3 separate regions of the Mus musculus genome follow, and all the other regions are linked to region 3. The links are chromatin loops, found by intact Hi-C in ENCODE. Cell type or tissue: left cerebral cortex. All regions are shown on one strand. Each heading gives the region's core, and the rest is flanking DNA. Links, peaks and the distances in the headings are about the cores only. Region 1 has its middle 23 kb from the start of Gm51294. Region 2 holds the start of Gm40327 (a long non-coding RNA gene). Region 3 overlaps Gm32986 (a long non-coding RNA gene).

What was found. Hi-C counts contacts between places; a loop is a spot of excess contacts. Peaks named below come from ENCODE experiments on the same cell type or tissue, not always from the same donor. Only the 100,000 strongest peaks of a DNase experiment are listed, where the experiment ranks them.
Region 1: it touches region 3 in a loop (2.6-fold over the local background); 2 of 42 quality-filtered maps call a loop at or near these places.
Region 2: it touches region 3 in a loop (2.2-fold over the local background); 2 of 42 quality-filtered maps call a loop at or near these places.

Annotation. Positions count from the first base shown.
Region 1 is chr5:125,799,459-125,809,826 of GRCm38, reverse strand. No RefSeq gene overlaps it. Among named protein-coding and RNA genes, the nearest start is that of Gm51294, 23 kb to the right of the region's middle. In left cerebral cortex, for the core only: no CTCF peak of the experiment used is centred there; DNase peaks (open chromatin) are centred at 3,411, 4,268 and 5,119; H3K27ac peaks cover 1,596 bases.
Region 2 is chr5:125,827,856-125,838,223 of GRCm38, reverse strand. It overlaps Gm40327 (a long non-coding RNA gene), which reads left to right and starts at 319. Exons shown (of 3, transcript XR_868522.2): 1 at 319-457; 2 at 5,055-5,146. In left cerebral cortex, for the core only: a CTCF peak has its summit at 5,119; DNase peaks (open chromatin) are centred at 5,076 and 5,916; H3K27ac peaks cover 1,605 bases.
Region 3 is chr5:125,903,947-125,914,314 of GRCm38, reverse strand. Gm32986 (a long non-coding RNA gene) reads left to right here. Exons shown (of 3, transcript XR_377070.2): 3 at 1,826-2,474. Among named protein-coding and RNA genes, the nearest start is that of Gm32986, 18 kb to the left of the region's middle. In left cerebral cortex, for the core only: a CTCF peak has its summit at 5,679 (motif pointing left); DNase peaks (open chromatin) are centred at 6,182, 6,782, 7,459, 7,723 and 1 more place; H3K27ac peaks cover 3,125 bases.

The DNA of each region.
Region 1 (10,368 bases), core at 2,265-7,264, 100 kb after region 3:
ACAACATGCTTCTGATTTCTAGTCAGAACAGAATGCAGAAAAATGCTTCACAGCTAAGCAATATGAATGACACAACTTGGTTAATCTCAGGCCCAAAATTCAAAGCAAATGAGAAAGATAAATTGTATGAGAGACATGATAGACATGATCATTAATCTTGATTGCTAACTTGACTGGCTCTGAATTCAATTAGAATGCATGCCTCTGGGTGCTCTTGATCAGGTTTTCTTGGGGTTTTCTTGATCAGATTATTTGAATCAAGAAGATTCACCCTAAATTTGGGTGGGACCTTCTGGTGGCAACCCAGATTTAAGGACTTGGAACAAGGAAGCTTTGATTTTTGCCTGTTTGTCTTCACTCTCACTGGCAAGGTCATCTCTCCTGTGGCTGCTGCATTCCTTTGCCAATATTAGAACCACCTTCTTTGATAACTCGTTGTAGACTGAAGACCAACACTTCCAGGAAACTTCCCGGCCTTCAGCACCAGGTTGGGATTGCTGAGCCATCAAGCATCATGGACTGAGCAGTCCATGTGGTTCTCCCATGCAAGACAGCCATTGTTGAATTATCCAGACAGTGTCCTGTATGCCAATCAAATTCTCTTGTAACGTATATGGTGGTTTGAATTCCTTTTTAGAGTATGTAGTTTTAATGCGGCTTGATCAGGAATGGCTACCGTAAACTCCTGTGTTTTAATGCTTGGCCCGTATGGAGTGATACTATTAGGAGGTGTGTCCTTGTTAAAATAGGTGTGGCCTTGTTGGGGGAAGTGTGTCCCTGTGGTGGTTGGGCTTTAAGGTTATATATGCTCACGCTATGCTCAGTGAAATAGACAGTCCTTTTCTGCTGCCTATGGATCAAGATGTAGAACTCTGGGCTCCTCCAGCACCAAGACTGCCTGCACCCTGCCATGCTTTCTGCCATGATGATAATGGACGAAACCTCTGAAATGGTAAGCCAGTTCCTATGGAATGTTGTCCTTTATAAGAGCTACCTTGACCATAGTGTCTCTTCACAGCATTGGAGACCCTAACTAAGACAATGTGTATTCATTCTGCCAGTTGGGTTTCTTCGGAGATCCCTAACTAATACAATAGGACTCAAGAGAGAGTAACAAGTACCCACCAGGCATCACAATTTCCAGTTTGCTATTCTGGTGAATATGAAGTTGTTGTGGGTTTTAAAGAAGGAGGAGGAGGGGGGAGGAGGAGGAGGAGGAGAAAAAGAAAGAAAAGAAAGGAAGGAAAGAAAGAAAGAAAGAAAGAAAGAAAGAAAGAAAGAAAGAAGAAAGAAGGAAGGAAGGAAGGAAAGGAAGGAAGGAAGGAAGGAAAGAGAGAGAGAGAGAGAGAGAAAGAAAGAAAGAAAGAAAGAAAGAAAGAAAGAAAGAAAGAAAGAAAGAAAGAAAGAAAGAAAGAAAGAGAAAAGGAAAAAGGAAAAAATATGAATTTGTTGTTGTTTTTTTGTTTGGGGGGGGATGGAGTCTGATTGGCTGGCAAACCCTGAGCCCACATCAGCTAAAGCGATTAAAGCATTAGAAATTTGTGTACACAAAACATAAAGTTATTCCTGTCAAATTCAGATGAGAGATAACATCGGCCATGTGGGCAAGCCTGGAGCCTCAGGCATTTAACACAGACAAATCAGGACACACTGTCAGCAGCCTGTCCGGCCAACAGAGACAAGGCCCTATGTGTTGTGTTGTTATTTTCCTTTATGAATTTTGTAGTCACACTGCTCATTAATCGTGTTTATAATGTTAACTTTGGCACGTTTTCTTGGCTCATCAAGTATTTCCTTAATGAACTGTCAGTTCACCCCCATCTCAATTGCAATGACTTTCAAATTAAGTTCAATCTGGACTACTGGGGTTTTCAAAAATCTACACTGGCAGGAAACACAGAAAAAAAATCTCTTTCATTATATTTGAAGAGAGACAGTCATTCTGTGGCCGTCCCCCAGTGCTGACTGTGCCCAAGCTCAGTGCTGAGACCTCTGCCCATGTTTACCTGGGCACCATCAGATGCATGAGGTGACAAAACCGTGCACTGCTCCCTCACCTGCAGCCACCCTGTCCCAAATACCTGGTGTCTTTCCTCCCCTTAAAGAGAGCTGTTGGGGTCCACACTCAGCATCACCCGTGCCCATGATCCAAAGCCCACACCTTTTTAAAATCAGATTTATTCATATTATTTAATGTGTGAATGTCTTGGCTACATGTAACTATGTGCACCATGTGCATGCCTCGTGTCTGAAGAGGCCAAAAGAGGGCATGTGATCTCCTGAAACTGGTTAACAGTTGAACGTGAGCCATTATGTGGATGCTGGGAATAGAACCCCGTTCCTCTACAAGAGTAACAAGTGTTTTTAGTGGCTGAATCATCTCTCTAAGACCCAGAATCTATGCTCTGACCCTGGAGATGCTTCTACAAAGCCTATGGGAGATTTGATGGCGATCCTTAAGAATAGACTTCACCCTATCAATGAAGAGGATGCCATAGCTGGTGATGCTATAGAAACTAGGAGACTCTAAAAGAAAGTGCCTTAGTACAGGAGGGTCCTATGAGGACCAAGACTGGAGGAGCACCCTGAACTGGATAGAGGATGGGTTGGGCCATTGCAGCAGATAGAGGCATGATGGTACTGAGGACATTTGAGTAATCCCGTGAACTATCCAGTTTGGGGTCTTATCCAGTTAGGTTTCCATTGCTGTGAACAGACACCATGACCAAGGCAACTCATATAGGACAACATTTAATTGGGGCTGACTTACAGGTTCAAAGGTTCAGACCATCATCGTCAAGGTAGGAACATGGCAGCATGCAGGCATATATGGTGCTAGAGAAGGAGCAGAGAGTTCGCTATCTTCATCTAAAGGAAGACAGGAGCAGTCTTTCTCCCATGTGGCTAGAATGAGGGTTTCAAAAACTCACCCCACAGTGACACATTTCCTCCAACAAGGCCATACCACTTCCTAATAGTGCCACTTCCTGGGCCAAGCGTATTCGAACCACCACAGGGTCTCTTCACATATATGATAATTACAACATTGTTTTAAAGTCTTGCTTAAAGACCCGTGATGTTTGTGTGAAGAACATTAGTTAGTAATAGGTGGCTCCAAAACCCCAAGAACATGAAGGCCTGAATGCTGAAGTATCTCCCTGAAGTGCGAAACTGACATGTCTGCACAGCCCTCCATGTTCTCTGCAACATCATGATGCTAAGTGTGTGCAGCTCCAGTGCCCGGCTTCATGAGTGCTGACATGTGTGGGCTCTCTTGAGCTGCACACTCATAGAGTCAGGCCTGAGCCTTCTGTACTTTTGCTTATGACTCAGAACTCTGGCCTCGATTGATGGGCAAGTGGGCAAGTGGTTTCATGAAGAAAGATTACTGGGTGCAGCCAAAGGCATGGAGGTCTGTGATTTAATTACAGAGTTGAGGGAATCTGGCTGGTTTCTTCCCATACTATGTGAGAGACGCAGTCACTCTGCACAAGCCACTTGCACAGGGAAAAGGCACAAGGGACACTTGTTTTCTCTAGACTGGATCAGATGAGCCCTGATCAGATTTAAATACCCATATTACTGGGGAATAACTGCTTTTCAGTTCAGAGATGCACATGCTGCTGCTGCTGCTGCTGCTGCTGCTGCTGCTGCTGCTGCTGCTGCTGCTGCTGCTGCTGCTGCTGCTGCTCCTCCTCCTCCTCCTCCTCCTTCTTCTTTTGGTTTTGTCGAGACCTGGTTTCTCTGTGTAGCCCTGGCTGTCCTGATTCACTCTGTAGACCAGGCTGGCCTCGAACTCAGAAATCTGCCTGCCTCTGCCTCCCAAGTACTGGGACTAAAGGCATGTGCCACCACTGCCCAGCCGATGTGCATGCTTCTTAAGCACCCAGAAGGATATCAGGCAGATCTAGATGTTTGGTATCAGAATACCTCTCTTCCTGTGGAGTCCTCTCGTGACCACTATAGTGACCTCATGATCACAAGTTCACCATTCTGCTTGGCCCCATAACAGACCAAGAAGAACACATGATTTGGGAAGATGAGATGGGCAGATTTTAGACCATCTCATATGCACAGCAAAGAGCAGCATTGAGAGGACTAGAGAAGATGTTGGCTGACCCCAGGCCTTTTCTCACAGAAACAGCTGACAACCGCCCCACAATGTTCCAGTTATGGGTGTTCCCTGCAATAACAGAGAGTTTAAAATAGCACCCTTGCCTCCCCCTTCCTCCCCCAAGTGATGGGCGGCAGGCCCACGGGCCACCAGGCTTCCTGTAGGAGAAGCCTCTCTGCTTCCCTCAGAGCAGCTCTCCAAGAAAATAAATAGCATGTGCTCATTATTCAAATGAGGCTTAATTAATGCAGAACTCGCCCCCAAACTTTCCAAGACACCCATGGTAATGAGCTCCCAGCTCTCCTCCCCTCCAGCTTGTGATGTCAAGCTGAAGAGCTGCATGTGACAATAGTGCTGAGATGCTAAGAACCGGACTGCAATTTGACCCTGGGGTTTCTCAGCTTGCTGAAGTATCTCAGCCTCAAGCCTGTGTGTCAGTCCTCCTTTCTGGAGTAAAGGTGATGGAGTTGGTGATGGAGAGGACCCAGAGAGCCTCTAGGGTTATAAAAGAGACTCAGTCAACACAAAGGACTTTGAGGCTGTCTCTAACTTACATACCTGAACCAGCCCCAGCCCTTATTTTCAGCCAAAATATTTCATAAATGGTACAGCAAGAGATACTGAGTCACCCTGACCTTTATTCATGGGCTCACATCCTTGTTCAACTGAGAAGACACCTCCAGAGTCCTGGAGGGAGCAACGTTATGCCTGGGGTTCGAGCAAGACAGGATACAGGGACTAGAAAGTTAAAGCTGACAGTGAAATGGAGAAGCCTGTCCTCTAGGATCTAGCCCATGTCTCCTGATGACTGGGCATCAGAAACATCAATGCAACTGACCCAGCCAACGCTGCCTGCAGAGATAGTGCATGTTTTCCTAACGATATCTCAGTCGAGGCTGAGAAAAGAAACACATGGGCCTGAAGAGATAGCCCATCAGTTAAGAGCATGTTCTAAACTCGCAGGGAACCCAAGTTCTGTTCTTAAGATCCACTTAAGCAGCTCACAGCTGCCTGTAAATCCAGCTCCAGGGAATCTGACGCCCTCTTCTGGACTCCAACAGCATCTGCAAGCAACACACACACACACACACACACACATACACAGTTGAAACTGTCCTTACTAAGGGTTAGGAAGTACATGGCCTTGGGGTTCACACAGTTACTAGTCCACTCTCATCCCTAAACCCAAACAATGTAAGTTGTAATATCATCTTAGAACTTTACTTATAAAAAGAAAATCCCTTTAGAGAAACAAGTGAAGAGCTTGAGAGATGGGTCAGTCCTAAAAAGCAACAGCTGCTCTTGCAGAGAACCCGAGTTCCGTTCCCAGCACCCACATGGCAGCTCACAGACAACTGTAACTCTAGCTCCAACGGATCAGACACCCTCCTCTGATCTCTATGAGTACTGTATGCATATAGCACACATACATATATGCAGGCAAAACACTCAGACACATAAAATAATAAAATAAATCTAAAAAAAATTTTTTAAAAAAACAAGGAAATTCAATCACTATATTTTTACCTAATTTTTAAGTTTCACTTCATCCTTTAAACCTTGCTGTAAATTATACCTTCTGAACAATGGTGCCTGAAAAGCCACAGAATTGTGTATAAAATTCTCTCTAAATGCCCATGTTCAAATCAGAAACATTGACAGTTATTCTCTGTGTAATAAACTCACTGATTTCCCCCCGCCCCGTGGTGTAGTTAGGGGTCTAGCTTTACCTGAGTCAAGGTCTCTGAGTGGGACGGGAACTTCTCAGTCTCTGACTGCAGCGTCCAGTCTCCCCACCACGGTTGACAAAGGACAGAGTCCTCTGCAGGAGTCCCACAGACGCCAGATGCTGGTGCAATAATACAGCCTCTTGCTTTCCCCACCTGTGAGGTAAAGGTCTCCATTCACCTGTGATTCACCAAAGCAGGCTGGCCACCAGGAACAGTGGAGAACGTCCTACAGAAAAAGACAGCCTCTCTGGCCCTCTCCAAGGTCCTGAGAACATCCCTGGACTCCAGTCCACAGAGATGTGGGTAACCTGCCATTGTCAAAAGCCTCCCTGGGAACAGAGAAGGTAGACAGAGGAGGCAAACACTTTCCTTTTCTCCTGGATCCCATTCCTCCTGGTTCCCATTCCTTACATATTAAACACGCCACTTGCAGATTCATTGAACGAAACACCAGGGGCTGGGAGATAGCCTGTCACATTAGCGATTCAACGATCAGAATTCAAATCCCCAGCACTGGGGCACTCTGCCTGGAGCCTCAGTCCTTCCACCGTGGGCTCTGTCAACAGGAAGGCTTCCAGCCTTCCCTGCACAGGGCAATAATGCAGCCTTGCCCCCTTTCAGGCTTACGTTCACTTATTAATCAATAACCATGGGGCTCAGTGCAGAGGCCACCGGCTTGAAGAAGAGCATGAGAACACAGGGTGTTTGCGGATTCAGCCTGATCGCATGATGCTTCCGTGATGTCAGAGTCATGGCCTCCAGGACTACACCTGGATCCACTCTCTCTGATTTAACACCTTAATTGAAGAGGACATAACAGGAAGGTACTGGAGAAAGTCAGAGTACTGCCAATTCCCCAGTAGAGAAGTAGTTCCCTCCCCCCCTCTCAGGCACAAACCCTTTTCACTCCTCCATCCACTTAAGCCTGTGATTCATGAATGAAATTAATAGGAACCAACCAGGCGTGGTCATGCCTGTGGTGCTACGTCCAGCAACAGATGTCTCCTACAGCGATTGTATTAGAGTAACCGTAGCCCGAAAACGCAGCCTGCTCATCAGTGCCTGATCACCTTAACTAACAAGGCTGGTGGTGACACTGGAAAAGGTAGCTGGAACCGGGGCTGTGCCTAAGCTGCCCCTGCCAGCTTCAACATACCTCAAAGTCAGTCACTTATCTGTTTCCTCCATGGGGAAACTGAGGAATGTCTCTAGTTTCGGGCGTGGATCTCAACTCTGGTATTTATGCCTCTGTTAGTGAGTGTCTGAGGTGACCCAGGGGCCCTGGAGAATCTGGCTTGGGACGGGAGAGATGCTTTTCATCCTAAATCACCATGGTTACCCCAAGTTTTGACAGCTTAATATGGTCTGCCTGTTTGTGTGATCCTGTCCTGGCCAGTCTGCTGGTCAACAGAGGAGCAGCACCTCTTCCTCTGCATTCAGCAAGGTCCACTCTCACCTGCCCTCCTCCCCTGGCCTCCTCCCACTTTGTGTGAACACAATGAAGCCTTAAAGAATTTTAGGTCCCCCAAATGAGGAAAACCATGGGGTATTTATCCATTTTGCTTGGATGGGCTCTCCTACTCTAAGCCCTTCACAGCTTAAAAGACCAGATATCAAACGAACCCACACAGCCCTATCTGTATCCAGAGGCCCAAGAAAATACTCAAATTTCAGAGAATCCTGGAAATTCAGCTAACTCCACCCTCCTTCTTGCTGTTACCCAACGCATGAACACACACACACACACACACACACACACACACACACACACACACACACACTGCCTGGCCCTCTCTTCTCCTAGACTTGTAGGTAACAACTTCTGCTTTCCACCTTCCCAGGAATCCCTGTGCCATGTTCTGTCTCACCATTGAAATGACCCTTGAGCCTTAGAAAACATGATCTACCAGAGCTCTGGCTCTAGGCATGGGGTGCACACAGTGGCCAGCCTCACTTTGCCTACCTGCTTTGGTCCTAGGTTACATTCCTAGTTTCCTTGTACAGAGTCAGACAGTCTGGTGTTTATTCCTGGCCTAGCAACCCATACCCACAACTTCATCTCTGAAATTTGCTTTCCTTTCCTCCAAGGAAAGGAGTTATTGGTATTTGGAAGGCTGAGGCAGGGGCGGGGGTGGGGGGAATCACTGCAAGTTTGAGGTCAGCCTAGGCTATATAGTGAGACACTGTCTCAAAAGGGGGAGTGGAGGAAGAAAGAAAAGGGAAAAGAGCAGAAGGGAGGCAGAGAGGGAAGAAAGGATGGAGGGAAGGAGAGATGATGGGAGGAAGTTGCCAGCCTTTTCTCTTTCAGTGGGTGCTGTAAACATCTGTCTCTAATACTCACCAACACAGCTATAGTCTTCATAAACCCCATGAAGATTCCCAATGTGAGGGCACACAGCCATTCACTGTACACACACACACACACACACACACACACACACACACACACACACAATCTCATCTCATGCAAAGCCCCCTCAGAAGAGACAGCACACAGCCCAGGCTCAGAGCCACATGGTGGATGGCAGTCAGCATGAGCATTTGGACACTGTGTCCATAGAGACTCAGAGGCAACACATCAGAGGACACCTGCACACCACGCTTACTGCAGCACCATTCTCAGCAGCCAAGATGTGGAATCACCCTGAGCATCCATCGATAGACCATCGAATAAGTAAGACCTGGCACACATACACAGTGGAATTTTATTCGGCCATAGAAAGGATGGAATTATGTCATTTGTATGAAAACGGATACAACTGGAGACCACTGCATTAAGCAAAATCAGCCAGACATGGAGAAGAAAATACTGTATTTTAGACTCATTTGTGGGCCCTATACTTCTTTACAGAATTTTCATGGATTCTTAACAGATCCAAAAATAAATAAATAACTACATCCATGTGCCATGAAGGCAGACAAAGACCTGGAGAAGGAAGGAGACGAAGCAGGGGAAGCACATGGGATGTTTAAAGGAAGTTGTCCTTATGCAACCCAGCTCTGTGGATGTGTAGACACACTGATGAGGCTCAGGACCACTGCCTTCATCCCAAACTGCACCAAGACCCATGTTCCCCAGGCCTGGGGTAGCTAAGGCCTTTGCAATTTAAATTCCTTTGCAATTTAAAAACATTTGCTCAGTTAAATATGAGCGTGTGACATACACTACAGAAGCCAAGGAGATGGCTCGACAGTTAAAGCACTTTCCATGGAAGCACAAAGACCAAGGTACAACCCTGCCCCCAGAAACCCACATAAATGAAGGGAGGGGGTAAAAGGAGGGGGTGTGGAGGCTGCCTATAATTAAAGCCTGGGAAGGCAGAGTTAGGGAATCCAGAGAGCAAAGTGGCAAGCAGAACGCGTTATATCGATGAGCTCTGGGTTTGACTGAAAGACCTTGCTGCAAAGAATCTGATGGGAAAGCAATGAAAATCCATGACATCATGTCACACATACACACATGCCTGCACAACACACGTTCAAACATACTAGTACACACACACACATATATATCACAGAGAGACCAAATCCAGGGCCTTGTGCAGCTAAACCCTCTTCCAGGAGCCCTATTGAGAACTCACTGAGCTACAAAAGAGCCAGTGGCCCTCTCAAGTTGGAGGGACATGACTGTGCCCAGGTCAGGGGCGGATGCAGCTCCCACAGGTGTGGGCTCATAGAGACATCTTCCCTCGGACTGGCGCTAGAGGGCGCACGTGGCCCGGAGCCCCTCCGTGCATTCTTCAATCTCCAAAGATCCAGGCAGGGGTCTCTCCACCCCTCCTCTTGCCCTAAACCCGGAAGGTGGGAACTGAGCCTGGAACAGCCTGGCAACTGTCAGGGTGAAGGGACTCTGCCTGCTCCCTCGCCCGCCACCCCAGAGCTGGTGGGAGGAACTGGAGGAAGGTTTTCCTTGTGCACCCTAGAAGAGACCTCAACTCTTATCGAAAAAGTTTTTCTCTGTGCACAGTGGAAGAGAAGTCAAGTCTTAGAGATCCTAAGCTTTTGCTTTGCTTTTGCTTTGGGAACAATGGCTGGGAGGGGGGGAGGGGGGGCGGGGGGGGAGGATTTGCAGCAGCATCTCTGAGGAGGTCTTAAGAGTCAGATACTGAAGGTGGATCTCTGCCCTGCCCTTTGCCGCGTGGGCTGGAACAAAGACATCTCCGAACGTCAGTTCCTTCTGGCTCTGAGATGGGATGAGTACCTCATTGTAGGCTTGGGGCAAAGATCTTATACTATCCTGCACCTGCAGGTGGCTCAGAGAGCACCTGTAGAGTCAGGAGCCCAGCTCCAGTGTGGATTTTCTGCTAAGGAAAAGAAATGCTTACTTTTCATTGATCCACATAATGGCTTTGTGTGGCTAATCAGCCTGAACGCCATCCTATTGTTTGTCTGCAGTTAGATCTAACTGTTGATCTAATTACCCAGGTCTAGAATTAGACTCTCACCCTGAGCCGGGAGAACTGCTCGAGCAATCTACTCCTTCTAATGGAAACCCTTCTGAGACTGAGAGAGTTCTCCCTGCCG
Region 2 (10,368 bases), core at 2,258-7,257, 75 kb after region 3:
ATCAAATCGCTGTAATAGAACAACGGCAGCTAGGTTACAGAGCGAGGCAGCTGTCAGCGACTCAGCCAAGAACTAAGAGGATTTGAAAACATAATAACACAGAGTTCATAGAAGCCACTATGGGGTCTGAAAATTTAATCTCATGTACATTGGGCAGAGAAAACAATGAAAACTAGGGATCCCTCTGCTCAGCCCAATGGAACTCTGGCCACGCTGCGGATGTCCCATGTCAAGGGCTCAACGTAGACGCTGGAAGCCTGTGAAAAACCGGAACTAGATCATGTAAGCGCTGTGAGCCCAACAACGTGACACCGGAAGTGGCTCAAGTCCTCACCTTGATTGGAAGAGAAAAAAAAAGAAATCACACAGCACCAGAAGTAGTCCTTGTCAGGGTCTGTGTGAGATCGGAAGTGAGTGGTGCCATGGTCAACCGGGAAGCACTACCTACAAGTATCAGGTGAGCACGTGGGAGAATACCAACACAAATGAGATGATTTTTAAATTTAAACACAATTTCTATTTAATAACTAGTAGTAACTTTAAGTGTCCAACGACCGAATTTAACACAAGTCTCCAGATTATGTGGTTTCTCAGGCAAAACACCACACAGGACGTGAGTTTGAAACTCCGGAGGCTCCCACCATAAGACAGCAAGGCATGGAAGTGGAATGGGGTAAAACGAACTAGAGGGAATCTGTAAAAACAGAGGAAGAAGAATTCAAAAGACTAAATGGAAAAGGCCAGCAACAGGGAATGCCTCAGGAGACCATCCTTATTTTCAGAGTTTGTCACGGCAAAATCACCAATGACCAGTAGTCCCTGAGGACAGTCTCTGAACATCTGGGGGGGGTGGGAGGGAGAAAGGGGGGAGGAGGAGGAGGAGGAGGAGGAGGAGGAGGAGGAGGAGGAGGAGGAGGAGGAGGAGGAGGAGGAGGGAGAAATAGAGAAACAGAGACAGACAGAGACATACACATACAAAGAGACATGCACTGAAACATACACACAGAGACACACAAAAACAGAGATGCAGACAGAGATACACACAGAGAGAGAAATACACATGCTCACACAGCTTAATTAAGAAGAATTTACAGAAAGATAGCCATTAAAAGATCTGAAAATTTAGTGCTAAATTATGTGAGCATTGTGGAGGAATGAGCTCCAACCAAATTTTGCAAGTTCTGCAACCGTCTGCGTGTTTCCACTCCCCCTTAGCAGTGGGGGTATCACACACATGGCTGTCACCTCTGCTTTCTTCATTTATATTTTACTGTGAATCTCCCTTCTCCCCCGTTCAATGTGGCCAGCGGTTTCCTTGTGGAAGGACTTTACAATGCATGGCGTCTAGTGAGGCAGGGAAAACAATCTAAAAAGAAGCTCTATGCTAGAGCAAACAGTACAAACAACACATACTTAACCTCCAAAGGCAGGGCTCAAAGAACACAGAGGCTCCTCTGGTAGGCACACTGATCCTAAGCTCAGTCCATGAAACTATGGGGCATTTCCATCTCTTGAGACCAGAGGAAGATGCATTTGGAAGATCCTCTCTCTAAAAATGAAGATTGTGCTGAAACTCTTATGAAATGTGAGAACAATTTTAAATCGGGAAGAAAAAAAAAACCCATACACACAGTAAAAAATAAATGTAGGCAAAATTGACAGCCATCTATGTGATACAACACATACACACACACACACACACACACACACGCACACGGGAGTAGTAGACCTAAAGGATACATTTCCAGGCACAGATATCTGCTGGGAGGAGGTTGAAGCTCTGCTGACAAACCTCAGCAGAGGACCCCATCCAGAAGCTGAAGGCACTGGCTTATCTCTAGGAACAAACCTGTATCTATCTCATGGAACCTTTATGGGAAAGAAAAATAGTTCAGCCTAGAATGAGTTAAACAGAAACCCTTTAAAGGCTATTGGAGAATTTTTGGAGCCAAACCTGGTAGACAATTACAGCACAGAAAGTGACCCATGACTGAAGTTTGCATAATACCACTGAACTTTGTGAAGCATTTCTTACTCTCCTAAAAATCATAAAAGTAGAGGGAACAAATGCAGCCAAGGGAGCACACTCCAGTTTCTATAAAAAGTGCACTTCTCAGCCAAACACCCACATGGCTAGTCTGCAGCTCACCAATCCTAGTCATGAAGGTGTTGACAGATAGTAGACACCCTTCATGGTAAAGCCACCATCTCTGGTTCCTGCCTTCTGGAGGCTCCAGGGTCATCCCACCCTTAACTCGCTACTGTCCTGTTGACAAGTGTCTTACCTTTATTTTTGAATTAGGAGTATTTTTTAGTCCTTTAAGTCTCTCTCTCTCTGTCTCTCTCTCTCTCTCTCTCTCTCTCACACACACACACACACACACACACACACACACAGATGTACACTTTCAATACTTATTTTTATGTCAAGGTGGTGTCAACTCCTGACACAATCAATGTACAAGAAGAGAGGTTTAGGGCACACACTCACCAAGGACAGACTGTCATGACAGGAACAGCATGGCAGGCATCAGCGTGTTGATCTGTGGCATTGAGAGCCTGCATGGGGCCTTCTCACGTTTGGGTGGATTAAACCGCCAAGAGTTAGGTCAGAACCAACCAGCTCCCTCCTTCCTGCCCCAATGACCTACTTCTGCTAGGGCACAGTCCCAAAGGTTCCACAACCTTCCTAGACAGTTCCACCAGTTTGAGACAACTGAGCCTGTGGGGAAATTTCACACTCAAACCTTAATGACACTGAGCCAGGAAAGTGCAAAATACTTTTTGAAAATAGTTTAATTTCAATTCTGTAAAAAGGACAGAGAGAACTCCTTTGAAATGGATTGATTTAGTTTTTAGCTTGCAAAGTGCACCCCAAACGATAGTGTAGAAAATGCACAGTTTTCTATGTAGCAAGTGAGGGCTGAAAACAACACACTAATGGAGATAAAATGCAAAGAACTGGGATATATAGTAACAATTCCAACTGCCAGCGTGAAAGATTCTTTTATTTATATATGTGAGCTGTCCTTGTAATTTCCCTACTGGGTTGATTTTACAAGGAAAAAAAAAATGCCTATCCTATCGACCACAGTGTCATTCATCACGGTGTTAGGGGCTCCAATCTAGGGATTCATCATCAGGGTTTGACAACAAAATCCATCGGCTCAATACACCAGGCTTTAGCGGGAAAGTGAGTTACAAGTATGTAATGCCCCTTGGTGTCTTCTCCGTGAGTCCGTTGTATGGGTGCCCTGTTGTTGGATGGTGGTGGTGGTGGTGGTGGCTGTTTTTAGATCTGAAATGTTGAATGCAAAAGCAAGTGGCAGGAGCCTGATAGGCCTTTGCATCCTCACTTTCTCCGTCCCATCTCTCTCTAATTCTCCCAATCCCCAGCTTTCATTCAAATATACCAAAACAGCATGAAATCAAGATGAGTTCATCATCTCTAATTTGTGCTTGCATGTCGACTGTAATCGTCTTGTAAGCATTAAAAGCCAAGCTAAGACACTGCCTGTCTTAGATAGGGTTTCATTGATGTGAAGAGACACCATGACCAAGGCAACTCTTTTAAAGAAAACGTTTAATTGAGGTTGTCTTACAGTTTCAGGGGTTCAGCCCGTTATTATCATGGTGGGAAGCATGGCAGCATCCAGGTAAACATGGTGCTGGAGAAGGAACTAAGTATTCTATATCTTAATCTGAAGGCAACCAGGAGGAGACTTGTAGCCACATGCAGCTAGGAAGAGCATCTCTCTTCCTCACTGGGCAGAGTTTGAGCACTAGGAGCCCTCAAAGCCCACCTACACAATGACACACTTCCTCTAACAAGGCCACGCCTCCTAATAGTGCCACTTCCCATGGGCCAAGGATATTCAAATCACCACACTGCATCAAAGGAAAATGGCAGAGAGACATAGAGGATGATACTGCATGACTGCCTTCCTCTAGTCACAGGTGCTACATACCTGCACACATGTATACACACACACATACACACACACACACACACACACACACACACATACACACACACTCCTATCACATGTGCACATGCACACACACTTATCTATTTATTTACTTACTTTGTTTTAAATTTTTTGCTCAAGAACTTCGTACATACACATAATGTGTTTGAGCAAATCCATCCCCATCCTCTCCCCCTTGAATTCCTCCCCTTTTCCACTTTCCCCCCTTAATTCCATGTACGTTTTTATAAAAACCACTGAGTCCATTTAGTGCTGACTACATGTGTGGGGGTAGGGACAAACATCCACTGGAACATGGGCAGCCTGTCAGAAGCCAAATCCATGAAGAAAACTGGCCCTCTCCCCTGCAACCATCAATTGCCAATAGCTCCTCAGTTTTGGGTGGGACTCTCTGAGTCGCCCCCTGTCTATTCTGGGATTTCTCTGTGCATATTTTCTTGATGATATCCTAGCCACTATGAGTCACACACACACACACACACACACACACACACACACACACACACACCAAATTTTAAAACCAGAGAATGGTTTTAAAAGGTTACATAACATCCTAAATTCAATTAATTGGTGTCAAAACATTTGAATTCCATACCAGATCATAATACTATCTATATAAAATTAAATTATTCAAATGAATATTTTAAAATTCAGTGGATCTTTATCTGTTAAATAGCACAGACTGAACAAAATCAGTTAGTGCCAAACCTCCCTATGGCTGCACCAGAAAAAAGTGTAAATCAGTGTTCAAAGCCATGAATCCACAAGAGTAAGAGGGCCGTCAGAAATCGAGGACATGCAGGATACGGTATGGAAGCTCAGTACACCAAAACAGGTGTACCATTAGCAAAGAGCCTGGAAAATTGGCCACTCATGCCTTCACAACCTTCACAGACTAGGGAAAACCCAGGGGTAGGTACTTCCAAAGTGGGAGTAAGAAAACTTTAATATATTACAGGACTCTTGACTACTAAATACAGTGTGGGCTGGAATCTACAGTGTGAAAGAGTTTAATAGTGACAGCATCCATTTTTCTCCTTGCTGTGACAAAATTGTTTCATTTAGGGGCTGGAGAGATGGCTCAGCTGTTCAGAACCCTTTGCACTCTCACAACTGACTCTGACTCTGGGAGATCTGACTTCTTCTGGCCTTTGCAGGTACTACAGCCATGTGGCAGACACAAAAAGACCCATAAGCAAAAATAAAAATTTTAAATGAGTCATTTAGTTGATAATAGTGCCCCAAGGTCTGTAGAGAGAATCTCTTATAAGCATCACCTGTCAATAAAATAAAGTCTATGACCAATGAGCTGAGGCAAAAAATAGGAGGTGAGACACTGGCAGTAAGAGAATAAAAGGAGATTCAGGGAAAGATGCTGGGGCAGATGCTAAGGGAGATGTTGAGGAAGATGCTAAGGAAGAGGATGAAAGAGAGGTATCTAACCATGTAGAAGACTTAGAATAGTTTGAATGGGTTAAATAAGTTAGTCCAGGAAGGAGCCAAAGCTTGTGGCCTAGGCATTTGTTAATAAATAGTCTCAGAGTCGTCATTCAGGGAGCAGGAACAGGGAAGGAAAAACGGATTTTTTTTTTACAAAGGTTAATTTCTCCTAATTATTTTCATACGATTATGTAAGATGCTAATATATGGAAATCATGTGTAGGGTATGCGGGAAATTGCAACTATCCTAGAGAATTCTAAAATAAATGTGTTTTTTAATTCAAAGTCGGTAGAGGTATTTTTTTCCATTTCCATTTTTCAAGTTTCTGTATATTCTAAAATATATGTGTTTATTATATCTACAGTAGAAAATGTCCTTGTGATGTAAGGAGATGTTAGTCAGCTCTACTGAACTGGTTTCTGGGAGTCAGTTAGCCTTAGGCACTGAGAGCTATGATGACTTAAGATGGGCCCCAGAGTGCTTTCGGAGGAATCACAAACTGATGAGCATGAGCTTGTGGTCACATTGACCCCAAAAAGTGACTACACACACACACACACACACACACACACACACACACACACAGAGCGACCATCAATTACCAACAGTACCTCGGCTACAGCTGTGGCTTCGAGATCCTGGAGCAGGTGGCATTGGTTTTATGTCTCTTCATGCTTTGGTATGAACAGACAAACACACTCCTAACTCTCCCTCTGGTCCCCCTCTTCCTCTATAGTGAGCTCCAACACAGTTTGTTATTTCTGATTTTAGCAGCCATCCTGTCTGGGCTTACCTCTTCCAGAACTTCCTTCTTTTCAGTGTGTGTGTGTGTGTGTTTTTCCTCTACATGTGCATGCACACACATGTGGAAGCCCAAAGTGGATTCAGGAAATGTCCCTAATGTCTTGTCTATCTTGTTCACTGAGGCAGGATGTCTCACAGGCAAAGCTCCTTGGTATGGGTCGTTTTTCTAGACATCTTGCTCTGGGCATCCTGCCTCTGCCTTCTGGGGTGGAATTACAGGATACTCTCCACATCCACGTGGCGTTTATGTAAGTTTTGGGGGGGGGTAGCAAGTGCTTACCTGCTAGGCTTTCTCTCTAGCCCCTTCCAGAACTTTCTGTCGCAACTCTCTGTCACCTTGTCTTTTGAGATGTATCAAGTGTGCTTGACAAATGGAAGCTGTATACATTTGAGGTATGAGGTGTAGTGTTCTGATCAAATTATACATTGGACAGACATTTCTAAGATCAAGCCCATCTATCACCTCATTCGGTCTCCCTGTGTCTCTGTTTCTCTGAGATCCACTCCCTTGACATATTCCACATACACAAAACCCCAGTGACAATCACTGTCAGCTCACTGTTCCCGGGCTCTGGTGTGTGTTCATTTTGTAACTGAACGATGTTGTACATTCTGGCCAGTCTATTTCTCAAATAGAAAACTAAGCATGCCAGTCACCCAGTTAAAACCCTCAAATGGATCCTTATCGTCCTGAGGGGTAAGTTGGAAAGTCCCTCTGCTGAGAGATGGATGCTATTCCAGAAAGACCAAAAGTCGTGACACCCCATCCTGAGTCTGGAAAATCATCGGTTTACCTTCTCCAGTTTGTAAACTGACAGAAAACAGGGTTTACGAGACAATGAGAATATAAACCTTCATGTTTCATACTTGGAGTCACATAGGTCATAGATCTGCTGAACTCAAGGTTTCACGGGGGTGTGGTTGGGGGATTCATGTGTGCGTGTGAGTGGAGTGTCTGTTCCCAAGTGTGAGGGCACACATGTATGCATATGTGCAGAGACGAGTAGAATGTCCAGTCTCTTCCTCATCACTGTCTCTCAGTGAACCACAACCCACCATTTTGACTAGTCTGACTGGCCAGTATGCTCTTGGCAATTTACCCGTCTCCACCCTACAATGTTGCAGACTTGAATAGCCATGCCTGGCTTTTTACAAAGGTACAGAGAGGATTTGAACACCATTGAGCCGTCTTCCCAGCCTCCGGCAGGATATGGTTTATTAAAACCTTCATGCCCCGTCTTCTGCTACTTGTGTCTCACTGTCGGATGGTATATCCTCTCACAGAAGCAGCTCCAGCCCCACCTGCCTCTGTGTTTACACCCAGAATAGAGTGGTTCTTTTATCAGGAGAACTTTTTCAGTGGTGGACATGTTCTGATTGCAGCCTCTGAGGTACAGAGGAGACTAGCTGCATCTTCAAGTCCTGGGCTTTTCCTACACTGTAAACTGAAAGCTGGTGTCCCTCCCTGGAGGGATGGAGAAAGGGTGAAAAGAGAGGGAGGCAAGGATGGGGGAAAGAGTGGGAAATCATATTAGAAGTTTTAAATTAGCAGCAAACCTAAACGGTAGATGGGGAGAAATTGATGGTGTTAATGCATGTGCGTGCGCACGCACACACACATACACACACATACACACACACGCACATACACACACATACACACACACACATACACACACACACACACACACACACACACACACAATTCCTGTGCTTCAGGTGTCATTCTCCACTAAATAAAATGGTCTATTAGGCTTATCTGTCCCTCTCACGAGTAGTCTATAATTAAATAACCACCTTTTAAAATCCTGCTAGTCTGAAAGAAAACCATTTGAGCATTTTCCTTAGCTGATGAATTACACGGACCAGTGGTCCTTGATAAACAGGCCTGTTCTAAAGCGATACATGAGAAAAACCACTTCTAAAACAATTGATGTGGGATTAGATTCTATGTGTCCAGACTCACTCAATAGACTCTGTTCCCCAAAAGGAAGCAAGAGTCCAACAACTAGGACCAGCCACAGCCTTAGCCGCAAGACTAATCTTCCAGAGGATGTAAGATCCAGTAGGGCCACTTCAGGGAATCTGTTAGACTTAGCTTTTCCCAGAACAAAATGCTGTTGCTGCCTGTGCTGAGACACTCTAGCCAAAGGAGTGAGGACTAAACAGCTCTCTTTGACAGCCATCTCTCCTAAGGATGTTCTTCACCAGGGCCAGAGGTTTTCTCTACTGCTTCAGGGCCTGATCATGGCTGTAACAGCTGTCTGTGGTGCTGACTTTCCTAATAAAGTTCTTTCTAAAGAGTAGTTTGCCTTCTCTTCCTTTCCATGGAACCCACCATGCCATTTATATAACAGATGTCAGTGTATCTTTTTTAAGAGAATACAACTCAATCCAATTCTACCCTCTGGCATCCAAAACGCTTGTCATTTCCATAGCCAAATACTTCAGAGTGCTGACTCACTCCTGCATCAAAAAATTTCATCTAAATCAGTTCCCGGTGAGACGTGGGTATGATTCACTGTGGGGCAAATCTCACTGTTTATGAGTCTACAGAATCAAAAAGGAAAGATGCATGCTGTGGTTGGCATTAACTATAACCTTTGATCAGCTTAGCATCACCTGAAGAGAGAGAAAAGACAGAAAAAGAGAGAGAGAAACTCAGCACGTGTCTTATTGCATTGGTCTGTAGACGTGCCTAGGAGGAATTGCTTCAGTTGTTCCCTGACTTAGGAGGGCCAAGCCCACTGTGGGCAGCACCATTCCCTGGGCAGGTGGTTCTGGGCTGTATAAGAAATCTAGGAGAGCTGGTTCAAGCCAACAAGCAGAGTCCCTCGATGGTGTCAGTTTCAAGACCTTGCTTGAGTTCCTGCTCTGGTTTCCCTCAGTGATCTGAAAGTTGAAATCAAACAAAACATTTTTTCTCCCATACACTACTTTCCATCTGAAAATTTTATCACAGCTACAGAAAGGAAACTAGAACAGACTCCATGAGGCAGCATGGAGGAACGATGTTCTCACAGATTCACAGGAGCCTGAGCTTGCAGCTTCTGGTTCATCCATCCTTGTAAGCCACAGTGACCTGGGCAGGCTCAAGAGAAGGAATCTGAACAGTCAGCATTACCTGGGAGATGACACAGTCACTTCTGTCCTTATTCCATGTACAAGAAATGTGCTAACGACCCAGGGGATTATAAAGTTTAGGAGTGGGAACAGAAAGAAAGGAGGAACTTAATACTTCCCATGGGGTCAACAAGAGGCCCAGAAGGCAGAGGAAAAGCTGGACTCTGTAGCACATTTCCTCGGTGCGCTCCCTTCCCCCACCTAGTAACCAAACAGAAGGTTCTAAGTCAAGAAGAAAGGACAGAACCATAAGATAAAAGGAACCCAAGTACCTTAGTAATGCCCCTGCCTCAGCTGCTCTGCACTGAGGTTAGTTGGTCTGTGGACATGTCTATGAGGAACTGCCTTGATTGTTAACTGACTTAGGAGGGCCAAGCCCACTGTGGGCAGTACCATTCCCTGGGCAGGTGGGTTCTGAGCTGTATAAGAAAGCTGTATAAGAAGAAAACCCCTGACGTGTACTGGCAATATCTGGTAGACTTTAAGATTGGGAGAGTGTCTGCTGCTCATGTGGTGGGGTTTTTTTTAACTGATAAAAAGGGGTACAATGATGCCCACAAAGGGGCATTGAGCCTTTTACACAAAACTCAGTATCTTACTGTAAAAGAACTCGAGGAAAATTCCAGACCTCATTAAAAGAATAATGGCTGCCTTCACCCTTCTCTGACTTCTAGTCATTAATGAATTTGAAAGTTCCTGTTATCCAATCTTAACCACTCTGATATCTATAAGACTGTTGGCACTCCAGCAGGGAGACCTACCAGACAAACCAAGGGAAGAGGTAACAGAACCAAATATCAACTGCAGGCACCAACCCAAATGCTTGCAAGAAGCCTTGTCAACCTTCAGTCAAAATAGGCATCAAGTTAGTTTCATTACCTACCTTTTAATTGTCAAAACATTTGCATATTTAAGTCCTTTCTTGTTAAAGGGGGGAGACATTTTTTTCTTCTTCATGAGCAATTTACTTTATTTAGTGTTGTTACATCGATAAGAGGACAATCCAGTCAA
Region 3 (10,368 bases), core at 3,406-8,405:
GAGGTTTGCATCCTGGGCTGAGATGCATGAACAAGAAGGGTTCTACCACTCCCTACACTTGCCACAAGCTCAAGGGCACTACTAGTTCCTGCCGTTATCACTAAGCTCTGAACCCCTCCCTCATTGGCCCTTTGCTATGTGTGTGCTGAGTAGAGACCACTCCCAGGGGACCTATAGATCCACGGAACTGTATTTCTAACCTCAAAGAGAATATCTTTTGTATTGTGTGGACAATTAAAAAGCGTATGGTTTAGTCAGGAAATATATACCGGGCAGTGGTGGCACATGCCTTTAATCCCAGCACTTGGGAGGCAAAGGCAGGCAGATTTCTGAGTTCGAGGCCAGCCTGGTCTACAGAGTGAGTTCCAGGACAGCCAGGGCTATACAGATTAACCCTGTCTTGAAAAAAAAAAAGTTAAAAGTCAGGAAATAGAGGTGGGACATCTGGGAGAAGAAAGACACATGGTACCTGAGCACAGGTAGCCAGCCATGTGGCAAAATGTAGGTTGAAATAATTGTATTATTTTAGTTATAGTCTAGTCAGAGTGGAGCCTAGCTATATGGCCAAGGTGTTTGTAAATGTATTTTGGATCTGAGTCTTAGTTCTAGGAGCATAGGGCTGGGAGGAAGAACCAGGGTTAACTACAACATCAAAAGAACACTCAGAGAACAGCAGAATACGATCCAGACAGCAGTCATTATAACACAGTGAAGAAGAAGGCCAAAAAATTTCATGTCAATGCTATTAACATCATTTTAAACAGCATGGAGAGATGATGCTTCTAGTGCATTGGTTTTTAATAGATGAATGAGTCCAATCTTCCAAGAACAACGGAGTAAAATCTGCTTCTGAGGGTTCCCACCCACGGCTTATGAATACATATCTTTATTTCGTGTCTAAAACAAACAGGAGAAGCTAAGAGACCAACATATTAACCCAGTTGTTTCTACTGGAAACGTAAGTGATTTTTCTTCCTTTTATGTCTCTTAAGTTTTGTTTCTCTGTGATAAACACACATAACTTTTATAGCTGTGGATGCCTCCATTAGTAGATCATGCTGGTTAGTTTTTTGTCAACTTCTTACAAGCTAGAGTCACCTGGGAACAGGGGACCTCAACTGAGGCACTGCCTCCCTCAGATTGGTTTATAAGCAAGTCTATGGGACATTTTCTTGACTGGAGACTGCTGTAGAAAGCCCCAGCACACTGTGGGCAGTGACATCCCTGGACAGGCTGAGCAAGCCATAGGGAGCAAGCCAGTTATCAGCATTCCTCTATGGCCTCTGCTTCTGTTTCTGCCTCCAGGTTCTCGCTTTGAATTTCTGCCCTGATTTTTCTCCATGATAGACAACTGCAAGCTGAGATGAACCCTTTTGTCCTCTGGTTGGTCTAGGTGAGGGTTTTACCATAGCAACAGAAGGGCAAACTAGGATATTGATAAAAACAACTTGATAATAGTTGACAGTGAGCACAAATGCTCTGCAGAGTTTATGTCAACCATTCACACATCAGCCACAACCTGTATCTGTCTGGAAACAACTCCCATGCAACCTCAAGGCAGGTAGAACACCAATCAGGACAATACACCGTGCTGTCTCTAAGGTGCCAACAGGCAAAATTATCATAGTCCCAAGTTTTTTGTTTTTTTTTTTTCATTGCATTTAATTTTGGAGCAGAAAATCGGGCCTGATTTATCAGGCTCTTTCTTATTACTGATTAGCAAAACATCCAGTGATAGAGACGTGAATATCACATCTGCACTTGCTTCCCGAGCAACGAACGGCTCTGTCTCGCTGACTGTGCGTTTCCTTTCTGTCCTCATCAGATGCAGCTCCAAGGTTCATCTCCGTGACACGCGGATGCCAGATGCTCTTCCTGATTTGAATTTCAAACTCCACAGCAACAGTCATCCAACCGTGCCCATCGCTTTCCAACAAGCAGGTCTAGACCCTGACTCCATCTTAAGCTCCACGGTGGCCTTCAAGAGTGGCCTCCACAGCTGCTAGCCTGCCACTCTGTCTGACCACCACTTGGGGGACTATTTCGAGTGTCTTCTACTGCATGTGATGACGGTGTGATAGCATATGCAAATTGCTGCTGTGTGGGAACAGCCTCCAGAGACCCTGGGGACAAGACCTGGCAATGTCCCTCTTGCTTCAACCTGTGCTTTTGATTCCTCTGTCAGATATCAATAGCAAGCTAGCCTCCTGAGATGGGAGTCAGACACAGAGTTGTTACAACAACTCTAAGGAGTTGTTATAGTCAAGTGTCTTAGCCATCAAGACTTTTCACAATCTGACTCTCCGTCTAGGCAGAAACCCATTGTTGTAGGTTGAAGGCTTGTGCTCATCCCAAACTCACATGCTGATAACTGACCTCAGAGTGACAGCATTAGGAGATGAGACCCTTATGGAGATAGTTGAGTTAAGATGCAATCATGAGAACAACATTATGAACTAACCAGTACCCCGGAGCTCTCTTGACTCTAGCTACATATGTATCAAAAGATGGCCTAGTCGGCCATCACTGGAAAGAGAGGCCCATTGGACTTGCAAACTTTATATGCCCCAGTACAGGGGAACGCCAGGGCCAAAAAGTGGGAGTGGGTGGGTAGGGGAGTGGGGGTGGGTGGGTATGGGGGACTTTTGGTATAGCATTGGAAATGTAAATGAGCTAAATACCTAATAAAAAATGGGGAAAAAAAGATGCAATCATGAACGGGAAGCCCATCGTCCGGCCATGTGTCCCATGATATTCTATGCCCAGCCTGTGATTCCAGTAAGGCCAACTCACAGGAAAGTGCCCACCAGTTTTTAATCCATAAATAAAATGTCTTACATGTATTATAGTTTGCACTTACCTGGTTGTCCTAGTTGATCTTGTCAACTGGACACAACCTACAGTCATGTGAGAGGAGATGGCCTCAACTGAAGAATTACCTAGATCGGGTTTGTCTGTGGGGGGTTGTCTTCATTACTATTGACATATTAGGGTCCAGCCCACTGTAGGTGGTGCCGTTTCTTGAGCAGGTGTTCCTGGGCTGTGTAAAGAAGCCAGGGAAGCATGAGCTTGAGTGAGCCAGCTAGCAGTGTGCCTCCACGGTTTCTGCCTTGAGTTCCTGCCTTAAATTCTCTCAACCATGGACTGTGACCTGGGTGTGTAAACCAATTTGCATTTGAACAGAGTTGTTTATCACAGCCATATTAAAGTGGTATAAGGACCGTAGAAATCCTGAAGAAGAAATTGTTAAATTACCATAGAATGCATTAATGACTTCTCCAGGATCTCTCTCGTACTCACTCTGACTCCACCCCTGAAGATGCTCTCCTAACACCATCTATTGGGTCAGCATTTAAACATGTGAATTTGGAGACTTCTGAACAAATGCCAGGTCCCATTCGCCAACTGGAGCTCACATTTATTCCCCACAGAAAACTAAAGGACAAACACACTAAGGCTTGGGCTACCAGAATGATTAAGTGTCTTGGGGTCTTCCGGATGATATTTTCCTTCTTCCCAGACTTCAGCCACAGGATTCCAAAATCCATTAGTGACTGATGCTGGAGACAGAAGAGCTGAGAGACAGAGTCCAAGGGGCTGAGGAAGCCACTGCCAATTCTCCTCCTTGCACAGACCCAGACTGTCTTCCCATCTGTGTTGTTCAGTCTCCTCCAAGCAAGGAAGTGAGCATAGACCCTCCTGAGTACCATGGAGCAGCAGAAAGGATGAAAATCAGAGCAGAGCTGAGCCCTGGTTTCCTTGTTCCCCTTTGTGACACTCAAGTAGTTTAACTTGCCAGGACCACATTATGTAAAGAGCATGAACTAACACGCCTCTTAAGGGGAACTGCATCCTAGTGTTAGCATCAAACGGCATGTGGTGGGAGATTGTCAGTAATTGACTTTTCCAAGTATCCATGGGTCCATTCTGTCCCCAGTGCTTCTTCTGGGAAAATGACCAAGTCTTTCCAGTTATAGAACAACATGAGGCAGCCACTGCCATGTCAATTTTAAATCAGCTTTGATGCAGGCAAAAGAACACCAGTCCACTCGGTAGAGCCTTAGAAAATTCTGTTTGCGTGTGTATATACATGTATGTGCATGTGTGTGACTATGTGAATGGTATGTGCACGTGTGTGCATGTGCGTGTATGCCTGTGTGTATGTGCATGTGTGTACACTTATGTGAGTGGATACGTATTCATGTGTATGTCTGTGTGTGCATTTGCATGGATACCTGTGTGCATCTGTGTATGCATGGCCATGTACATAGATGTGTACTCGTGTGCATTTGCATGTGTAGCACTTGTAAGCATCTGAAACTGAACCAGCATTTTTTTTTTCTCTACTTTGTTGAGATCTCACTTCTTTACGATGTCAATATCCAATATGGTCCCTGTAAAAGTGGTTATTGAACACTTGGGATGGGTCTGACCCAAATTGGGTCTCTATACGTATGTATTTCACACTGGGTTACTGAGATCTAAAATAAAAATGAAAAAAAGGAAGTTATATTTATATGATTACATGCTGAAATGAAACATTTAGCTATAGGTTTAAGTAGTATATATTAATAAAATCAATTTTACCTGTTTCTGTTTCTGTTTTTCTACTTATGTTTGTGACTCGCATTAGACAACACTGTTCCCCAAGAATGTGAACTTGTGAAGCAGAAATTGCATAGAAAACTCTTGTATCTCACATTTAAATTTCCAAGAAGGCAATTCAGATTGGCTTACAATCTGTTACGATTAGCTACTTAACTGCAGGCCTGATGACCCCACATGGTAGAAGGTGAGAACAGACTCTTGCAAGTTGTCCTCTGAGAGACACACACACACCACCACCACCACCACTACCACCACCACCACCATCACCACCACCACCACCACCAGCAACAGCAGCAGCAGCAGATACAATAAGAATATTTTTAAAATAAAAAATAAAATTTAAGCCATGGGGCCTCAGTTCTTGAAGACCCAACCAGACATTCTGATATCATTGTTTATCTGCCCCCCACCCCATCCCCATCTTAGCCACTAGCCAGTCATCTGAAAAATGATTATTCTAAGGTTAAGCAGGCTAGCTGGAGCTGCTTGGTTGCTTCTAGAAATGTGTGCTATTGTGTCTATGTTTTTAATGAATAAGTGGCAGCAACATATTTGTGTTGATACTTAAGCTTCCTTTTGATGAAGAAATTTCAAACTTCTTGAGGTAGATAGATATAACCACTTGTTTAATCTCAGGACAAAATGAGAAGCACATACTGACTGTTTCTGTCCTAGCTACTAGACAGAGCTGAAGAAAATACGCTGTATCTGCACCTCAGATACATTGCAACTAGGGTTAGAGCTGAGAGAAAGGTTATCACCCAGAGTTTGCAAGGCCCTGGAGTGACACCCAGTACAGCAACAAAAACATTCATCAAAAGGTAAGATGTTTCCTGCTCATTTTTATCCCTCTCTGAAACCCACAGAAGCTTAGAATCCTATTAATGAACCAAAGGTACAGAGTACAAAGAGATACAAATTGGGCTATAAGAATTTAATGAAATTTGAAGAAAGTCTATTTTCCCAGGTGGTCAGGATGAAGACCACTTGCTTCTTTTACAGAGGACCCAAATTCAGTTCTCAGCACCCACATAAGGAGGCACACAACCGCCTTTAACTCTTGCTTAAGGAGATCTGTCGCCCCCTTCTGGCCTCCATGAGAATCTACACATATACTTATACACATACACATACATACACATATACATAATTAAAAATAAAAATATAGCTTAAAATAAATATATACTTATATCCACAATAAAATCTACCACCCCACAGTGTAGTGGTCACTAATTTTAATATATCATTGAAGATGGCCAGAAAAGTTCCTACTGCCTTGTGTCTACTAAGGAGCAAGCATGTTTCCTTGTGTTCACCGGGGCAGAGCCTGGACCATATGCAAATGCATTGCCATTGTAACCAATCACACCTCGGTAGCAGAAGTGGAAACATGAAGGCCTTTTACTTTTATGATGTAAATACTCTCACCTCTTCGCTTTGAAGCCACTCATCTCTGTTGATTCTAATTCCCTTTTCCCCCCAGAGTGTTTCTAGTCTATTGTTAGATGTGAGCTTCACTGTTGCAGAGTGCCCAAGTTTGATGTGGTTATTAAAATGGTGCCGATATAAATTACCATAGCGACAAACACAAATTCATAGCCCAATTTATCCTGTGGGGGCTGAAGTCTTCTACAGCTCTTGGAAAAGTACAGAGCAGATGAAGCAAAGACTCAGAGGCTCAGATACCCATCATCGTTAACTGATAATAAAGCCCCGGCAGCCTCCAGTAATGGACAACACAAGCCATTTCTTCTGATGGCCTGAGTGTGAGCCCATCTTCACCTGTGTGGCATGTGTTTATGTCCATCATACACGGGCTACATTCTGATGACCTTGGAGAAGGAAATATCCCCACCACAGCAAAGGACTCTCTCTGTCTCTTTTACTTGTAATTATTTCAGGCTTGACTGATAGCCATGGGGTCTCTGTCCCTTAGTAATTAACATGAATCTAAACAGTAAAAAGGACAGACACCAAAAGAAGGACAGATCCCTTGCACCAGACAGCAAATACAGTGCTAAATATAGCTGAGGAAAATATATGGTTGGGGGGTGGGGGCTCTTCTCAGTCCCGTCCCTGTTTGACAGGCACATAGATCTCTTGTTGCTCCCTCATCCAAGTGCAGAAGTTAAAAATAAGAGGTAACACCTGTGTTCTTAAGCAGCATTCTCTGGTGACAACGGCTTTCAAGGGACCGGTGTATTTTTGGATAGGCACACTGAGACATCCCTTAAGCAAAAAAAAAAAAAAAAAAAAAATCCTCGGGAGGATTTAGGGTTGCTTCCAGCAGGAGAGCATTTGTGAGTTTATCCTTCCCTGTGTGTGATTGTGGACAATGTTAGAAGACAGATCCATCCCTGCATGTCCTTTTCCCAAGACTTTGTTCCATGGCTGAGGACTCTATGCCCTTAATATCAAACGCTAACGGGTCCCAAATAGTGAAAATCCCACCAATTCTCTAGGTGTGAATTTGAAGGGGGAAAAACTCATCTTTCTCCTATCAATGTTGGGAACTAAACACTATTTTTATTTATGTTTGTATGTGTGTGTGTGGGGGGGGGGTGCATGTGCAGGCACATGTGTGCGTATAGGTGTGCCTGTACATGTGTGTGTATAAGCATGTGGAGTCCCTAGGTTCGTGCCAAGTGCCTCTCTTGATCATTCTCCACCTTATACATTGAGGGATGGTCTCTCACTGAACATGGAGCACACGATTCTGACTTCTCTGGCAGCCAGGACTACAGGTGGACCACAACACCCACACGGCTTTTAAGCGGGTTCTAGGTTACCCATTCAGCACCCTCCCAGCCCTGGGAGAAAAAAAATTAGAAGTGTTGCCTGAAGGAGCCATACTTGCATTAGCTCAAAATAGTTTTTACTTCCTTATGTTGTTGGCACACTTTCAAACACTAGAGATTCATAATATAAACAATCCAACAAACGCTTTTGGAGAGATGGCTCAGCACTTAAGAGCACTAGCTGCCCTTTTGGAGGACCCAGGTTCAATTCCCAGGGCCCACATAGAGAGGCAGGGGAGAGAAAGGGGGAAAGAAAAGACAAAACTGAAAAATAAATATAGAATCCAAGCTGAAGGGCGAAGGGAAACGGACTCTGGCAGATGTCATGTAGAAAAAACACCTTAGATGCCAACCCAAACTGCAGTTAGAAATCAGCGAAGTTACAGGAGCCAAAAACCAAACACACAAAGGATGTTTGTTTCTGTGCATTAACTTGATCTATTGCAAAAAGAAATGAAGGAGACACTCCCATTTACAGTACCTTCAAAGAGGGGTAAATTTAACCAAACAGGGAAGAATTCATTGTGCCAAAAACAAAAACACTGGTGCAATTTTTTTTTCCTCATTTGAAAAACAGGGAGAAACATTTCATTCATTTGGAGGACTCCAATAAAGAGTTTATCAAGCACACACACATAGCGACTCTAAAAGGCTCTCGAAAGATACTGAACAAGTTATAATGTCAGCTGTTTCTCTCTCTCTCTTTTCTTTCTTTCTTCCTTCATTTCTTCCTTCCTTCCTTCCTTCCTTCCTTCCTTTCTTTCTTTCTTTCTTTCTTTCTTTCTCTCTCTCTCTCTCTCTCTCTTTCTTTCTTTCTTTCTTTCTTTCTTTCTTTCTTTCTTTCTTTCTTTCTTTCTTTCTTTCTTTTTTTCCAAGCCAGGTTTCTCCACCCAACCCTCACTCTGGCTCTGAAAGGTAGGGAGAGATCTAGAATTATAGCAACAATGAAACAAGAGCCTCAGAGAAGCAACTCTGAAATAAGAGTCCGAGAGATAAGAGAGGGCCTTCATTCTGCATCTGCTGAGACTGGTGATTCCCCCCTCCCTCACCAGTCATCTTGTAGGTTTTACATAAACCACAATGGCCACTATAAAGTGACATTTCAAGATCCAACCTTGGTCCAGGTAGGAAAAAGAAGGTTTCAGCTTTCTCCATTATACATCGACTCAAAATGAAGCACCTCAAGAAGCAAAGATAACATCAGCCACAATATAATTCTCCCTTTCTTGTGCAGAAGTATTGGAAATACCAATGGAGCAGGGGGGAGTAAGTTTGAGAATCTCATGCAGGGGAATGCTCCTTTTGATGGAGTATTTCCCTGCAGCTTGGAGGCAGGTGAAAATGTTTCCCTGGGAAAGAAAAATCAGTCTTTTTGATTTAAAGATGCATGGCTGGAGGGGCTGGGGATGTTTCTCTGTAGCTAGAATTCCTGCCTAGAACTGATGAAGCCCTAGGTTTGATCCCAGGCACCACATGCTCCTGGCATGGTGATGGAATCCCCATACTAAGAAGTGGAGGCAAGAGGATCAGGCTGGGCGTGGCGGTGAATACCTTTAATCTCATCAGAGGTAGGCAGATCTCTGTGAGTTTGAGGCCAGCTCCGCCTGCGAAGGTAGTTCAAGGACAGCTAGGGCTCTGTAGAGAGAGCCTGCATCAAAATAATAACAAGAACAAAAGGATCAGGATTGTTAAGGTCATCCTCAGCTGTATAATGAGTTTGAGGCCAGCCTGCGCTACATTAGTCTCTGTCTCCAAGAAAGAGAAGACAGAGTGGGGAAGAGGGGGGGGGGGAGGAGGAGGAGGAGGAGGAGGAAGAGGAGGAAGAGGAGGAAGAGGAGGGGGAGGAGGAAGGAGATGAGGACAGAGAGAAGGAGGGAGAGTAGGAGGGAGAACCTTGGGGCTTCTGAGATAGTAATAGGTTTTCATTAGACAGAGATGGGTAGAAAACAGGCTTGAAAGTCCAAAGACTATGGGCTGGAGGATTTTAGCATAAATACTTCCTTTTCAATGTCACAAGGCAGGATTTCTCTCCTTGCTCTTATTCAGGGCCAATCTGTCACCTGAGGTCTTATGTCATAATCCAATAGGGTGGCTCACCTTGATTTCAGCATGAAAAATGGCTTTTTCCACGCTGCCTCCCTAGAGAGGGAAATGGGTTTGAACTTGTGACATGCAACAGAGTAGTCATCTTGCTGAGTGATGGGGGATGGCAAAGGTTAGCGTGGGCGGTCAGAGCCTGTGCTTGCATTGACTCTGCAGGGACTTTATGGCTCCCCTCCAAACCTAGAGCATGCATATTCCTACCATGTGGGAAGCAATGTTGTATTTAAAAGCAGTTGGGTGGAAGTGAGTGTAGAGAGATTGCAAATGCAGAAAGAGGAGGCCCCGCCTGGAAAATCATTATCCACCTCTTCCCCTTTGGAGGGAGGAAAACATATCTTCAGTCTAGCAAGTGTTTGCAGCTCTACATGGAAACCGGGTGACGCTGTAAATAGGTTCTGGTTCGTTAAGGCTGACGCACAGTGATTGCAATTGATTAACAGAAGGCAGACATTTACAACAGTGTGGTCAATACAAGAAACGGGAAAAATTCTGAGCTTCCCATGGCAACATTTGGGATGTTTTATTGTACCAGAGGGCCTGGAGGTTCCTCCTTGGAGGCCTCGCTCTCCAGTTTTCCTGTCAAATTTTGGAACCGGCCACTAGGCATTGCTCCAATAACCTCTCTGTTGCTTAAGAGAGCCACACATGCCTCCTGCCACTTGGGCTGAAGAAGCTTAATTCAGACAGCACAGACATTCATCATCTGGTCAAGGGAAATAGATGCCCCGTTCTCAGAGCTCATTAGATATTTCAAGGTCCAAAAGAAAAAAAAAAATAAGATTCAGGAAAATGAATTATCAACATGCTGTAAAACTGGCCCTAAACCTTCGAAGAGCAAACGCAAACCGATCAAAGAAGC